Linked DNA regions of Homo sapiens: all the other regions are linked to region 1. Evidence: chromatin contacts called from ENCODE Hi-C or POLR2A ChIA-PET data. All regions are on one chromosome and are shown on one strand. The core of a region is the stretch at or near the end of the contact, and the rest is flanking DNA. Distances in the headings are between cores, read along the strand shown. Region 1 holds the start of RSRC1 (arginine and serine rich coiled-coil 1). Region 2 overlaps RARRES1 (retinoic acid receptor responder 1). Region 3 holds the start of LXN (latexin).

Region 1 (4,575 bases), core at 915-3,414:
ATTTTCAAGTACTCTGAATATTAATGCAGACTTTCTGGAAGTTAAAGGTAACTTGATCATTATTTTGGATCTAATACTCTTAGTAAAAATAAGAGGAATTACAGAACATTAATATGTATATCTTCCGTATATTGGTTAAGGCATCAAAACAAATTAGCAGATAATTTAAGAAGTTCCGTCAAAACAACCTGAAACACTTGCAAAAAGAGAACACAATTATAACTTAATATATTAGTGTTTCTCAAATAGATGTAGATAGAAGCTGGATATAACCTTATGTTATACTACAATACTCACATTAAAATGTTCATGTTTGGTGAGTTTAAGGATTATGTATATCATGCTTTTTAGAAACGTTGTTTTCCCTTTTTAAAACATTTCATTTTTTGCCACTTTTAGGAGAGCTAATGTCTATAATTTTTCCGCAGCTATAGCTTTTAGGTATGAATACATTGTTATCAGTACTTGCTTTTGTTTTGTTACACCACAAAAGGGACAAAGTTTCAAAGTTATACGAATTTAGAAACAATTTCACATTGAGTCTTGGGTTACTCTTTGTAACTACTTTCTGATATTATCAGAGGAAAATAATCATACAACTTTAGTCCTTTATGAAAATCTGTTTTTAAGATTATTTAGCAGAAGGGCCAGTAATAGGGAGAGCTAAGAGGATACGGTGCTCAAGGTGCTCTCAAACTGAGGTGTTAAATACATATTCACAAATAACTCAAAAATAACCACTGTTAGAAGTCGGTTAAGGAATCAGGAGACCCACCAGCTACTTGTTTGCCTTTTTAAGTACATGACTTTTAGGTTTGAAGTCATATTTCATCTACTGAGCTTGAGGGAAAGATGACCACTTTGAAGGTAATCAGGGAAGTCACAGACACAACTATTGTGTAATTCAAACCAATAAATTTTCCCATGATCTCAGCTTTTTGGCTCATTGCATATTTAGGAATAGTAGTGTTGATAACAGATGGAGCCATGAGAAATCTTTAGTGTCTGACCACAGATTTCCACTGGCCTAAGGGAAGTTACTTTAAAAAATATTTCAAGGTTTTAAATTCATACATTAATAAATGCTCACAAAGTTCCAATGATGTTGTTTCATTAAACAGCAAATATCTTCCAGAAACAGGGCATTTCAAAATACAGTTTTTGTTTAAAAAAAAAAAAAAGCATTTATGGTAAAGCTCAGCTGACAGTCTGTGGACAGATGCACAGGTTCCAATAAAATTCAGGACCCCAAGGGTTTCCCCAGCTCTTGAATTATTTAAAATATACACGTAGTGTTGTAGTAGTTAAGTTTTAAAACGGTGCCTCAAAACTGGCTAGTTAAGGTACATTATTTACGAAAAATATATTGTGGAGGTGATTTTTCACCATCTCAAATGTCTGCGGAAAACTGTAGCTTGGTTATCTAGCAGTGGTGAATGAGTTGATTCTCATAGTCGACCAAAACCCAGGCCAACAATTTATTTATCTTTTTAGCTTTGCTTAAGAGTAAATGAGGAAAAAATTTCCATGTAAGGAAAAATAAGTAATGTAGTATGAATTACAGAAAATGCTGAGTCTCTTTAATTTCTATTGGTTTAAATAAAAAAACTCCACACACCTATAAATTTGAGTTCTCTTTCAGAAGAAACCGCTCCCCGCCTCGCCTCAGGCAGCTCTCTCCTATTCCTCTACTAACCAGTTACTTTAATCTGAGAAACTAATTTGCACTCAACTTGTGAGTGCCTTCACCTTCAGGGCAGAAGAAACACCGACTTTTAATGCATTTTTGCAAATAAATCATTACAATTTAATCACACACGACTCTATACAGACACACTCCCATGATTTATTATCGTTGGGCGAGTTTCCCCCTCCCCCAGCGTGAGATAACCAATTTTGTTTCGGGTAGGTGTCATAAACAAAACTTCCTACGATGCAGATTTGTTTACTGATTACCCATGACGATAACGACGACTACTAAGACAATAACACTCTCCAGTCCCACCTTTATTGCTTTTGGTAACAATAAAATCAAAATAAACAGGCACGCAAAACAAACGCCAAACAAAAAATCGGCCGCGTTACAATCTACTCCCTCGGCATTCCCAGCGCCTGGCAGCGTCCATCGATGCACTCGATATCTCGGCTGAAGCTGCCTGGCGCTAGAACCAGGAAGGCGCTGAGCTTAAACTGAAGCAAGTTCGGTGGACGCCGGCGGCGCCCTGATCTAAAGAAACGACTCAGGGACTGCGGCGCTTGCACGTCAACGGGAGGTGTGAGCCCAAAGGTCTGGACCCAGGTGATGCCCACGACCAGGGCCTGGGGAGCGGCAGCCGTGGCTGCGGAGCTCCGAGGCCCTGATCCGGCGAGAGGCGACGCGGGGCCTGGCGCAGTTTGCGGCTCAGTGTCTGTGGAGGGTGGGCTGCGGCCTCGGGGCGTGCGCAGTGTCACCGTGCGCATGCGTCCCGCACCTGGGAGGCTCCGGACTCCTTGGGTCAAGGCTGGTGGCTGTAGGGTGGGTGGGTGGCCGCAGGCCTCAAGCTTGGCCTTCTGTCTTGAGGACATGTCGGAGAGTTCGCCGACTCCTCCCCTCGCCCCACGTTCCTGGTTCTTCATAGCTGCTTTTGGGTTTCCTGGCTCATCTTGCAATATAAGCCTGGCGCTTCCTCACTAGCTCTAGGTAGGGTGGAGCAAGAGGGAGGCTGGATTCTGGTGCCCTCTATCCCATCCACTCCACTGTCCCTGCCTTAGATCCAGCTCTCTTTCTGATTCCGCCCTACCCTTTCTGGCTCACACTGGCTTGCTGAGAGAAGTGGTGCAGGGTGAAATAGATGTTCCTCTCTTGAAATATAAATATGCTCGCCTTAAACACACTATATATTCCTTTGACTTCTGTACTGGTGGCATGTGACCAAGAGCATATGGCTCTGTTTACTTTTGCAAGATGTTACAATGCACCGTAAGGCATGTTGCCTGCTCTTGATTTTAGGTTAACCTTGACGTAATTTCTCTCTCAGAGGTTGTGTATCTTTAAATGCACACTGGAAACCTAAACAAAAAAATATTTTTTTACACTTTCAGAATTAGCAGTAACCCAATTGTGTTCCAGCTAACTAGGTAGTAGATAAATAAATTCAAATGTCTTATGTTGTCACAAGAAAGCATTCGAGTTGTCATCTTTGAACTTAGATGTATTATAAAAGTTCTAAGTGAAGGAGGTAAGCAGAGTTCCCAGGTTTAAGATTTGGAGCAGGTGTGACAGTTGCAACCTTGGGGGAAACTAGGTATCCTTTAAGAGCCTCTCTAGTCTTAGAGTTTATAAATATTCACTTTCTTTGCAGGCAAAGATTTCATGCTAAGTGATATAACACTTTATGTTTTTCAATAAGAGGGCTAAAAATGTCAGAATCTGAAACGACAAAAACAGCTGGCACCTTCTGTTAATTGGCCTTGCCAACTCAACCAGTCTCACAAAGAGGGGTGTTATGAATTGGAAAAGTTCTGAAAGCGGGTTGTTTATAGTAGATCTATAGTTGTATTTCCTGCTTTCATGTTCAAACCATTGGGGATAAATTCCTATGATTGATCATGCTTTTTTAAAAAGAGAGATGCTTGCAAGTTTTTAATTGTGATGGGAGAAGTGTTTTGACAGAATTCTTTATCTCTTTTGAGATAAAGAGTTGTGTACTTGTTTATGGATTTCTTAATATGTTAGTTTTCACCCCAGTTTTACTTTTCTTCTTTGAGGTGGATTTCCCATTGAAATAACCATTGTTTTCACTTTTTCTGGCCATGTGTCCAGAATCAAGAAAATTATAGTTTGATATACTGAGTGAGTAGTGGAGAAGTAATTATAAGCTATCATGTCCTTTGGAAATCTTTGTTCTTCAAACTGATTGCCTGTTTTCTGAAAGAGATAACTGCTTCTTGTACCCTTATCAATAACTGGACAAAGGAACTACTTGTGTAGTCCTTTGAGTTCTCTTTTCTTGAATGACCACATGTTGGCTTTACCTCTTCAATCAGGCACGTGAACTTTACATTAAGATATTTCTGTAAATTGATCTCCTCCTGTAGTCATTACATGCCATGGCTTCAGTTCTGTAGTGGGAGTTGTTGGGTGAGTTTTGCAACCACGAGGCTACAACCAGGAAGAACTAGAGTGAGAACAGGAAACCAAGAGCTATAGGAGCTCTGTCCCATGTTGTCTCTTTCACCTACAGATAGATTGAAAATTGTCAGCTTGTAGGACTCTAAAAGCCTGTGCTCCATTCATCATTCATTGCCCTTATCAGAAAGAACTATCAATGTGTCTTTCCATTCATTGCACCTTACTGGTGGAGTTAAGTATAAAGAATTCTTCCTTACTAGGACTATGTAATATAAATTGATTACCATGTCTTGAATTGGCAAGTATATTTAATTACATGCTGATGATATTATGGAAATCCAGGGGTAAGTTTATGTCTGTGGTGGTGAGTAGGACTTCAGTACCTGTCATTTATAGAGAAGACAATTTTGGGATCTACTTTGTGATTTGCTGTTAGTATTCACTCCCTTTTGTGAATAAATGTT
Region 2 (4,575 bases), core at 574-3,073, 620 kb after region 1:
CCAACCCTGGGTCCCACGTTCTTGATTTGGGGTAGGAAGCGAGTGGAAGTGGCCAGAGGCAGCTGCCCCCTCCAGGTCCCCTCTGGCCTCAGGTGGGGATAATCAGAAAAGGCTGGTTGAGAGCAGGACATGAGGCTTCAGGTCTCCTTTTCTCCTGCTGGGAGCAATGGGAATGGGCTGGGTCCTGGCCTGTCTCCCTGTTCCAGGTGCCTCAGTGATTTCAGCACCCTTCCAGCTACCTTCATTTAATTTAACAAATATCTAATATTTGTCTCTAGCAGGCCATGTGCTAGTGCAATGAAGGAGATAGAGACATGATATAATACCTTGCGCCCTGTAGAAGCTGACCGTCTCGTTTGGGATAGGCAAGCACATGGGCAGAGTGGAAAGAAAATTGGCTGTTCAGGAGCTTTGACAAAGCAGCCTATGGTCGAGTACTGAGCTAGAGAGGAGAGGGCAGGTGGGTTCACATGTGAGGTTAGCAAGGCTGCAGAGGTCAGCAAGACAGGAGGTGGGAGCAAGAGCTGCATTTTCTGGGTACCGGCATATGTCGGGCAGAATGGTAAATATTTGCAGGAGCTCACAGCCAGCCTGGACACGGGGTGTGGTAGGCTGAATAATGCCCCCCCACAGCCCTTGCCCGAAGATGTCCACTGCCTAATCCCTGGCATCTGTGACTATGTTATTTTACATGGCAAAAAGGATTTTGCCAATGTGATTAAGGATCTTGAGATGGGATTATCCTGGATTATTCCTGTGGGCACAATGTAATCACAAGGGTCCTATGAGAAGCAGACAGTAGTGTCATAATCAGAAGATGCTATGCTGTTTGCTTTGATGGAGGATGGAGTCATGAGCCAAGGAGCACAGGTGGTCTCTAGAAGCCGGAAATGGATTCTCCTCTAGAGCCTCCAGAAGGAACAAAGCCCTGCAGACACCTTAATTTTGGCCCAGGGAGACCCATTTCAGGCTTCTACCCTCCAGAACCATAAGTGAGTAAGTTTGTGTTGTTTTAACTCACTAAATCTGAGGTCATTTGTTATAGCAGCAATAGGACACAATACCAATACAGAATTACTGTGATCCTTAATGTCATGTTCTGTGTGGGCATGTGCCCTTGGGATGACCACGGATCACATACATCCTATACACAGCCATGGTACAAGACTCCCTTTCTTTTTTTTTTTTTTCCAGACAGGGTCTCACTATGTTAGCCCAGTCTGGAAGGCAGTGGTGCAATCAGGGCTCACTGCAGCCTCAACTTTCCCAGGGTCAGGTGATCCTCCCACCTCAGCCTTCCAAGTAGCTGGGACTACAAGTACGTGCCACCACATGTGGCTAACTTATTTTTTGTAGAGATGGGGTCTCATCACGTTGCCCAGGCTGGTCTTGAACTCCTGGGCTCAAGCAGTCCTCCAACCTCGGCCTCCCAAAGTGCTGGGATTACAGGTGTGAGCCAACATGCCCGGCGAAGATTTCCTTTTGTAATTTGATTTTTCTGGCTAGGGACATCCTGAACAACCATAGCAAGTCAGCCAGAGTGGATTTGTTATGGCTACTGTCTCCAGCCACTGTGGGACTATCTCTGTGAAACATTCTTCAACTGAGGCACCATCCAAAAAGGCAAATAAATGCCGAGGTCACATAAGTGTCATACATCTCTGGGGCGATACACTGCTTAACAGCAAGTGAGATCAAGTTTCAGGTTGGATTTGGGCGAGTGTGTGTGTATGTATAACCTTCCATGCCTCACAATGTCAGTCGTTGTGGGCTGATTATTTACATGCAGTCTCCAGCAGAACAACCTAGGTCCTTAAAGGATGAGTCTGCAGCCAAGCCAGACTTCTGGCAGTTAACAGTCATGACCCACCACTGCCGGTCTTGATGTGGGACATTACTAATGCTCTGTGATTACATGCATCCTTGGCTATGACTCCACATGTGGAAAGCCAAGTGGAAAATGTCGTGGGCTGGTAAAAAAAAAATTGTGGTTTAAAAACAATTTATTATAAAATGGTAAAAAAAACATTCCTACTGGCTAGCTCATCCGGGTGTAGTTAGCTTAGGAGATTGAGGCAAAGTGCCAAGGAGGTCAAAGTCAAAGCTTTAACCCCGGGACCTAGTGGCCTTTCTCACCCCATGCTAGACCCAGACTCTGCGATCAGAGTCTGCAGACCGGATGGCTGCTGTGGTGGGTGATGGGGTGGAGACCGTAGGCACATCTGTGCTATTTCAGCACAAACATTGCCTGGAAGGAGAGATTCCTGCCTGTCTCTTCTGTGCTTTCAGAATTGTTATGTTTCATCCTTAGGGCAGTGTGAGGGCACTGAAGAGATCCTAGTTTATCTTGCAAATATCCCCCTCCCTGCTGTTCTTTCCTAATGCCTATAAAAGCCCTTAGGAGCTTTCCTTACATGAAAATTAAGACTAGTTCACTTGAGTATTTTATTACTTATCTTCTCCCTTAGTTCACTTGAGTATTTTATTACTTATCTTCTCCCTCTATGTTCATTGCAGCCTTTTTAATTCTCCAGTTTTTGTTTCAATGGACAATTTAATGTTTTGCTTTCCTAGTCTCCTGAATCACCTCAAAATTATTGACATTAATGGAGAGAAGACCTCAAGAGCAGTAATTAAATTATGTTGTATTAATGTGCTTTATAGATTGAGAAATCACAAAGGAATAAAGGTTTTCATAGTAGAGTAAGTGCTCTCCTAACTGCCTTGTGGCCTAGTGGACAGGGCTCCATGCTTGCTGTCAGACCCACGGTGGACTGAACCCCCGAGCACGGGCTCCTGCCTAGTGGCCTATATGGGCCTGGCCTGATGCTTACCCAAAGCCAGCTGCTTTGCTCCCAAACTTGCATATATCAGATGTACTTAGTACCTCATTACATAAGTAAATATTCTGTAAACTGGTGAAGAGCGGGTACAAACAAAGATGTCATGTCCATGAAGTCAAGTTAAATGCTTTAGAAATTTAGCTGTTGAATTGGTGTTAATAAGCTGAGATTAGGCAAGGAAAAGTAAAAGCAGAGGGTTGTTCAGCATATTCTTTGAGAGCTCATTCCACCATAAGTAAACAAAAATGGAAACCACAAACGATTCCCCATGGGTGTGTTTTCTTGCTAGAAAGACTGTGATATGATTTGGATGTTTGTCCTCTTCAAATCTCATGTTGAAATGTGCTTTCCAATTTGGAGATGAGGGGGCCCTGGTGGGAGGTGACTGGATTATGGAGGTGGGTCCTTCATGAATGGTTTGGCACCCTCCCCTTGGTGATACGTGAATTCTTGCTCTGAGATCTGGTTGTTTGAGGGTGTGGCAGCTCCCCACTTGCTCTCTTGCTCCCGTTCTTGCCATGTGACATGCTGGCTCCCTGTTGCCCTCTGCCATGATTGTAAGCTCCTTGAGGCCTCTCCAGAAGCGGATGCCAGCACCACACTTCCTGGGGAGCCTGCAAAACCATGAGCCAATCAAAGCTCTTTTCTTTATAAATTACCCAGTCTCAGATATTCCTTTATAACAATGTAAGAAATGACCAGTGCAGACTGGAAGGAGCTCCAGTTAAATGGCCTTGGCCCTATATCAAAAGATAGATGATAAATGTACACTTACAGATTTTATTTTAAATAGAAGCAATTAAGATATGGGCATAGCTCCCCTCTCCCCATATGCTTTGATCAAGTGTTTAAAGTATGTTTCCAACCACTGGTCTTGGCCTGGTCAGAGGGTGTTTTGTTTAAGTGGCCAATTCCTAAACAATAGTGGATTCCAGAATGGGTTGACTTTCTTACAGAGTGTGTGCACTTGAAGATTTCAGCTAGTCTCTCAAAATGTTAGTAAAAGGCCGGCCTCTCACCAAATGCTCCACGCAGAGCCAGTGGTCCCAGAACTTGCTGAGTGGCAAGAGGAGACTTGTCTTCAAGTAAGGGACAGCCTTGAATAGTCAGGAGCGGGGCAAACATTGTGGGGATGATCCAGGAAACCCTGGGAAGCATAAGATCGCTCAGCACCATCCAAAATCTCCCACCACTCCAACTGTGGGTCCTGAGCCTATGCCATGTAATACTAGAAAAGTAAAAGCCTCATTGGTTATGGAAAGGTAGTGTAAGGCCAGGTAAGAAAGGCATCAGGTGGGGGCAGTGAGGGAACACAAATCGTGGTCTGTGATTTCGCCTACAATTAGCAACAAAACAAAACAACACTTCCTCCACTCCACTCCACCCACCTCCAGCTAGCACTTAGTTCTTCCTTGAATTTACTACCACAGCTATTGCTGCATTTCACCACCAGAGGGCAACAGTATTTTTAAAATGAAAGATAACTTGACGCGCCAACAGCTCACAGAATCAAAGAATTTCAGCGCGAGAAGAGGTCTTAAACATCATTTAGTCTAAAGGCTTTCAAAACTTTTTAAAGCTGCAGCCCACAGCAAGAACTGAATTTCTCATTATGACCTAGGTCATACATATATATCTGAAACACATTTGGAGACACTACTTACCCTTGCTTTCGCAATACACTCTAATCGTTTGTAGTCTATACTATTTCGTTTAAAAAAAAAAAAAACCG
Region 3 (4,575 bases), core at 1,168-3,667, 560 kb after region 1:
TAATCTTTAAAATTTCCCTTCCCCATTACTGAAAGATCTTCATCTGAATGGTGGTATCAGCTGGCATTCTATTGCTTCTGAATATCTAAGAGCACGTTCTTTCTCTAAAAACCCAGTGAAAAATAGAATGAGAAAAGCAGACGTTAAGAAGATGATTGATTGGGGAATAAATTACTTCACTCATTTATATTAGGCATAAGTTCAGACTGCCCTAAGAGTATGTAACTTCTTAAGAAATTCATTTGAACTGAAGTGTATAGTCTTTTTTTGTGTAGTTTGGTAGAAATAATTCATATACCTAGGAATACCCAAAGATAGTAAAGAACTGATCCTTGTAAACTTTGCCCATATGGTCAGTGTTTTTCAGAGGCAGGTATTTCACAACAACTTTTTAAAAAGAGGTAAAACTAATCAATCTTACAGATTTGATCAGCAAAGATGATCTGGAATATTTAGAATTAAATTTGTTTAATAAGAACATTTTGGCTGGGCTTGGTAGCTCATGCTTGTAATCCTAGCACTTTGGGAGGCAGAGGCAGGAGGATCACAAAAATTAGCCAGGTGTAGTGGCATGCACCTGTGGTCCCAGCTATTTGGGGAGGCTGAGGTGGGAAGATGGCCTGAGCCCGGGAAGTTGAGGCTGCAGTGAGCCATGTTCTGCCACTGCACTTCAGCCTGGGTGATAGAGTGAGACCCTGTCTCAAAGAAAAAAGAAATTTAACTTACTTTTTGTATAATTTCTTCAACAGCAAATTTAAGGTGATACTTATGTCCTCTTCCTGGAATATCCTAAAATTAAGAAAATGTAGTGGAGACAAGAAAATATTATAACAACATTATACTTGCATTGTTAGAAGTATGCATCTCATTTGGTTGGAGGGGCTGGCTGAAGGGGAATGGTGAAAGCCTTAGGTCTTGAAAAAGGCATGTCACCATGAATGTAACATCTAATTTAGCAAGTCCCCTATCAAGTTTATTTTGGATGAAAACAAAAGAGTAGGATAAAAGCATACAAATTGGGCACAATTCACTTTCAATCATCAAAAGACTTTATTTAACCCCTGGATCTGTGATCTTAAAGTCTCTACATAAGAAAGTTTGAAACAGCGTTTAATTCTAAAGATGACAATATCACCTTTGAAAAGATTTTTTCATAAAGCTCAGTGTACCCTCCAAATAATGTTCAATGAATGTGAATTTCATTTTGAGGCAGATTACTGCAAAGCAATTGGAGACTTAATACAATTAAGTATTGTTTTTACTTATACATTAGTGAAACTGCAAAATGATTAACAAATTATATAAGACTAAGAAATGGTATTTCACTTTTAAATCAAGATACAGATTGAAAATTTATACCTAATTCTGTTATCTGGTACAGTTTCAAAATAAGATCTACTGTGTCACCTCTAAAAGACTGTTAGCAGTTAAAATTCTGTCAGATAAATAAGGGATAATCTCAAATCCAGTAGATTTTCGTAAAATGAAAACAAACCTCGTTAGTGATTGCTGAGGCCTTAAACATTTAATTCAAGCCTTTAGCAGAGGGTGCACATCATTTAAGGCAGTCATGTGGTAGCGGTGTTTGGGTGGCTAAAGGCCAGCGTCAGCCCACAGTGCTTTTATTCTTTGACTTTGATTGTCAGTTTCTCTTGCTGTTTGTTTCCCCCTTCATTTTGGTCAAAGGGTCTGATAAGGATTTGTCTTAAAATGTAGGCAATAGAGTCTTGGAAGATGGGAGCTTTTGTTGGTCCAGATCAGAGTAGCAGATGAGAAACGTGGCAGCCTTAGTAGTCTTTTGAATGGTTTCTACAGTTTACACTTAAGGAAAGTGCTGCCCCTTACCTAGAGCGTGTTCCCGTTTTCTTGTAACTGTGTGCGTAAAAACTTTGTCTCTGCCTTAAGGTGAAAACAGTCCCGGGCTGTCTCCAGAGACTGGAGTATAGACATTCCCCCAGAAACCTTAATATCTCAAGACCAGATACCAGCAGTGTGTCCTAAAACAGAAGGTGGGTAGGGGGTGGCACGGAGTGTCTGCACCCAAAGGCTGAGACCGCGGGTGAGTGGAGGGAGCGCAATCCTGAAGCCTCTGCTGTCCACCACCCCCTGCTAAACTCACCTCCATGCTGGCTTGTTTGACCTTCTGCACCTCAAACACCCTGTGCGGGGTCCCCTGCTGGTAGTTGATGTAGTTCTGTGCCACCAAGGCCGCCCTGGAGGCTGGGTAGTTGGTCGGCGGGATTTCCATTCCGGATGAGCAGTGACTTCAGGGCTTGGGCTACTCTGGCTTAACGGGACCAGTAGCAGAGCGCCGCCCGTCCTGCTTGCTGCTGGGTCCGGTTGCCGAGGCGGAAAAGTCGCAAGCTCCTTCAGTCAGTCTTCTTCCTCAGCTCCTTCCGACTCCGGAAGCTGCTGTTTGGGCCCAGGCTCCCTGCATCCGAGAGCCCTGGGCTGACTGCTTCTGAGGCCCCGCCCCACTACTGCCTGCAGCGGGCTTCCTTACTCCGCCTGCTGGTTCCTACTGGAGGAGAGGCCAGCATGCTTGTCAGGCACCAGCAGGTGGAGGTGTGGGGAGGGAGTCAGTGGGCTAGGTTCGCTGGGATTGCATCTTTCGTTTCATTAACCTTTATAGAAGTGCAGGGTGGGGCTTTCGCTGATATAGGACATCTCTGAAGACTCTAGTTTCCTGTCCATGGGAAAAAAGTCTGGTTGCTTCGCTTGCATACTGGAGCACAACTTCCTTATACACCGCATGCAGCGTCCCTGGCAGGGCAAGGTACACAGTACTCCAGGTAGTGATTCGATTCCTTCATTTCCCTTCCCCTTATGAGAGTCCAGGAAGAGGCTTGCTCATCCTCAGCTTTTTGTGGGTTTGGACCAGTTCTGCCCAAATCAAAGTATGAGAATCTGCAAACTATAGTATTAAATTGGGAGATTATGTAATTTGGATCAGGAGAAATAAAAAAATGCACCTGTACCCCTCTCCTTTACTAATCTTAAAATGATAAGTTTTGATGTAACGCCATGCTTCCAACTTGAGTCATTTTGAATATTTTACTTCAAGGATTAAAATAAACTTAAAAACTGAACTTATACAAAGCACTCTCTCTGGTATGTGGTCTACCTCATTGCAATGGGCCTATAAACCTGACTTTGTAGAAGTACAGGTTTATCCTTGGTGGTCTTAGGTTAATTGGGCTAGGATAACTTGGAGATTCTACCAAAGTTTGGCCAAGGTCTTCGCTGCCTGGATTGAGACCTTTTTTTCTTTTCTTTTCTTTTTTTTTTTTTTTTTTTTGAGATGGAATTTCACTCTTGTTGCCTAGGCTGGAGTGCAATGGTGCTATCTCGGCTCACTGCAACGTCCGCCTCCTGGGTTCAAGCAGTTCTCCTGCCTCAGCCTCCAGAGTAGCTGGGATTACAGGTGCCCACCACAATGCCCGGCTAGTTTTTTGTATTTTTAGTAGAGACGGGTTTAGGCTAGGCTGGTCTCAAACTCCTGACCTCAGGTGATCCACCCACCTTAGCCTCCCAAAGTGCTGGGATTACAGGCATAAGCCACCATGCCTGGCCAGGACCTTTAACTTGGTAGTAATGCACACACCCAAGACTCTTGAGGTGTATCTCTTTCTGATTATGTAGATTCTGCAGTAAATCTGGATTCTGGACTTTGGCCTCAGTTTCATGCTTATTATTGTCTCCTGGGATTTGGGGGTTCTGATTGACTTTGCCTTTAAATACCATCTGTCTGCTTGCCCATCATCTTGTATCAAATGTCAATGAAACTTTTCTCAGTCTTGTCCGTGTATGAGAAATTTGCTTTGCGAGACACTGTCTTTCACACATGACCTTTTTTTTTTTTTTTTTGGAGACAGAGTTTCGCTCTGTTGCCTAGGCTGCAGTGCAGTGGCGTGATCTCGGCTCACTGCAACCTCCACCTCCCAGGTTCAAGCATTTCTCCTGCCTCAGCCTCCCTAGTATCTGGGACTACAGGTGCACTTCACCACACCTGGCTAATTTTTTTGTATTTTAGTAGAGATGGGGTTTCACCATGTTGAGTTCAGGCAATCCTCCCTCCTCTGCCTCCCAAAGTGTTAGGATTACAGGCATGAGCCACCGTGCCTGGCCTCTCCACGTTTCTTAGTTCAGCATTTGTTAAACCCTGACCCACCCATGGCAATATTTTTGCAAATACAGAATATCAGCCAATTTTCGATGGGGTTGTCAGATACGAACTTACACTGTCTCCTGGGATAAATTTACCAAAGAATTGGTGAAATTTGGGGAACTTTGACATGAAGAAGACTGTTCATTTGAGAGACACTTTAGAAGAACACCAGAAATAAAAAAATAAGACTTTCGGAGAACAGTATTTGTCTTATTTGTCTAAGAGCATTTTAAGTAGAAGACTGCCCATATTTTATTTCCATACTTCAAGGTTTTTTATTAATAACATGGCTTATATTTAAGCTTTTTCCTCTCTCCTTGAAAAGAAAAGATAATTAGCGTTTTACAGTGATAATTTCATATTTGTCTAAAACTGGCTGTAGCTCACCTTTTCCTGTTTCTCATTTT

The links. Hi-C counts contacts between places; a loop is a spot of excess contacts on that map. ChIA-PET counts read pairs that join two places held with the same protein, here RNA polymerase II (POLR2A). Pooled maps may share reads with other maps.
Region 2: a pooled map shows a loop between it and region 1 (2.9-fold over the local background). The contact joins the enhancer-like site here to the promoter of RSRC1 in region 1. A Hi-C loop is called at or near these places in 5 of 50 pooled maps.
Region 3: a loop to region 1 is called in a pooled map, with 5 times the contacts of the local background. The contact joins the promoter of LXN here to the promoter of RSRC1 in region 1. A Hi-C loop is called at or near these places in 1 of 168 maps with a recorded cell type or tissue (CD8-positive, alpha-beta T cell), 2 of 37 single-sample maps with no recorded cell type and 8 of 50 pooled maps. POLR2A ChIA-PET finds 5 or more read pairs at or near these places in 2 of 52 experiments (PC-9 and T-cell).

The regions. Positions count from the first base shown.
Region 1 is chr3:158,107,925-158,112,499 of GRCh38, forward strand. It overlaps RSRC1 (arginine and serine rich coiled-coil 1), which reads left to right and starts at 2,165. Exons shown (of 10, transcript NM_001271838.2): 1 at 2,165-2,299. RefSeq lists enhancers at 1,826-2,327, 2,129-2,478, 2,328-2,827, 2,689-2,738.
Region 2 is chr3:158,723,653-158,728,227 of GRCh38, forward strand. The region is part of intron 1 of RARRES1 (retinoic acid receptor responder 1); the gene reads right to left. Among named protein-coding and RNA genes, the nearest start is that of RARRES1, 6.5 kb to the right of the region's middle. Within about 2 kb of position 1,824, at least 15 of the 41 ENCODE cell types and tissues checked have a DNase peak (open chromatin) inside an H3K27ac peak, as active enhancers do.
Region 3 is chr3:158,670,231-158,674,805 of GRCh38, forward strand. LXN (latexin) reads right to left here and starts at 2,418. Exons shown (of 6, transcript NM_020169.4): 1 at 2,120-2,418; 2 at 727-789. The coding sequence starts at 2,248. All of the region lies in intron 13 of GFM1 (G elongation factor mitochondrial 1), which reads left to right. RefSeq lists enhancers at 1,635-2,227, 1,742-1,801, 2,228-2,820, 2,242-2,291, 2,602-2,791.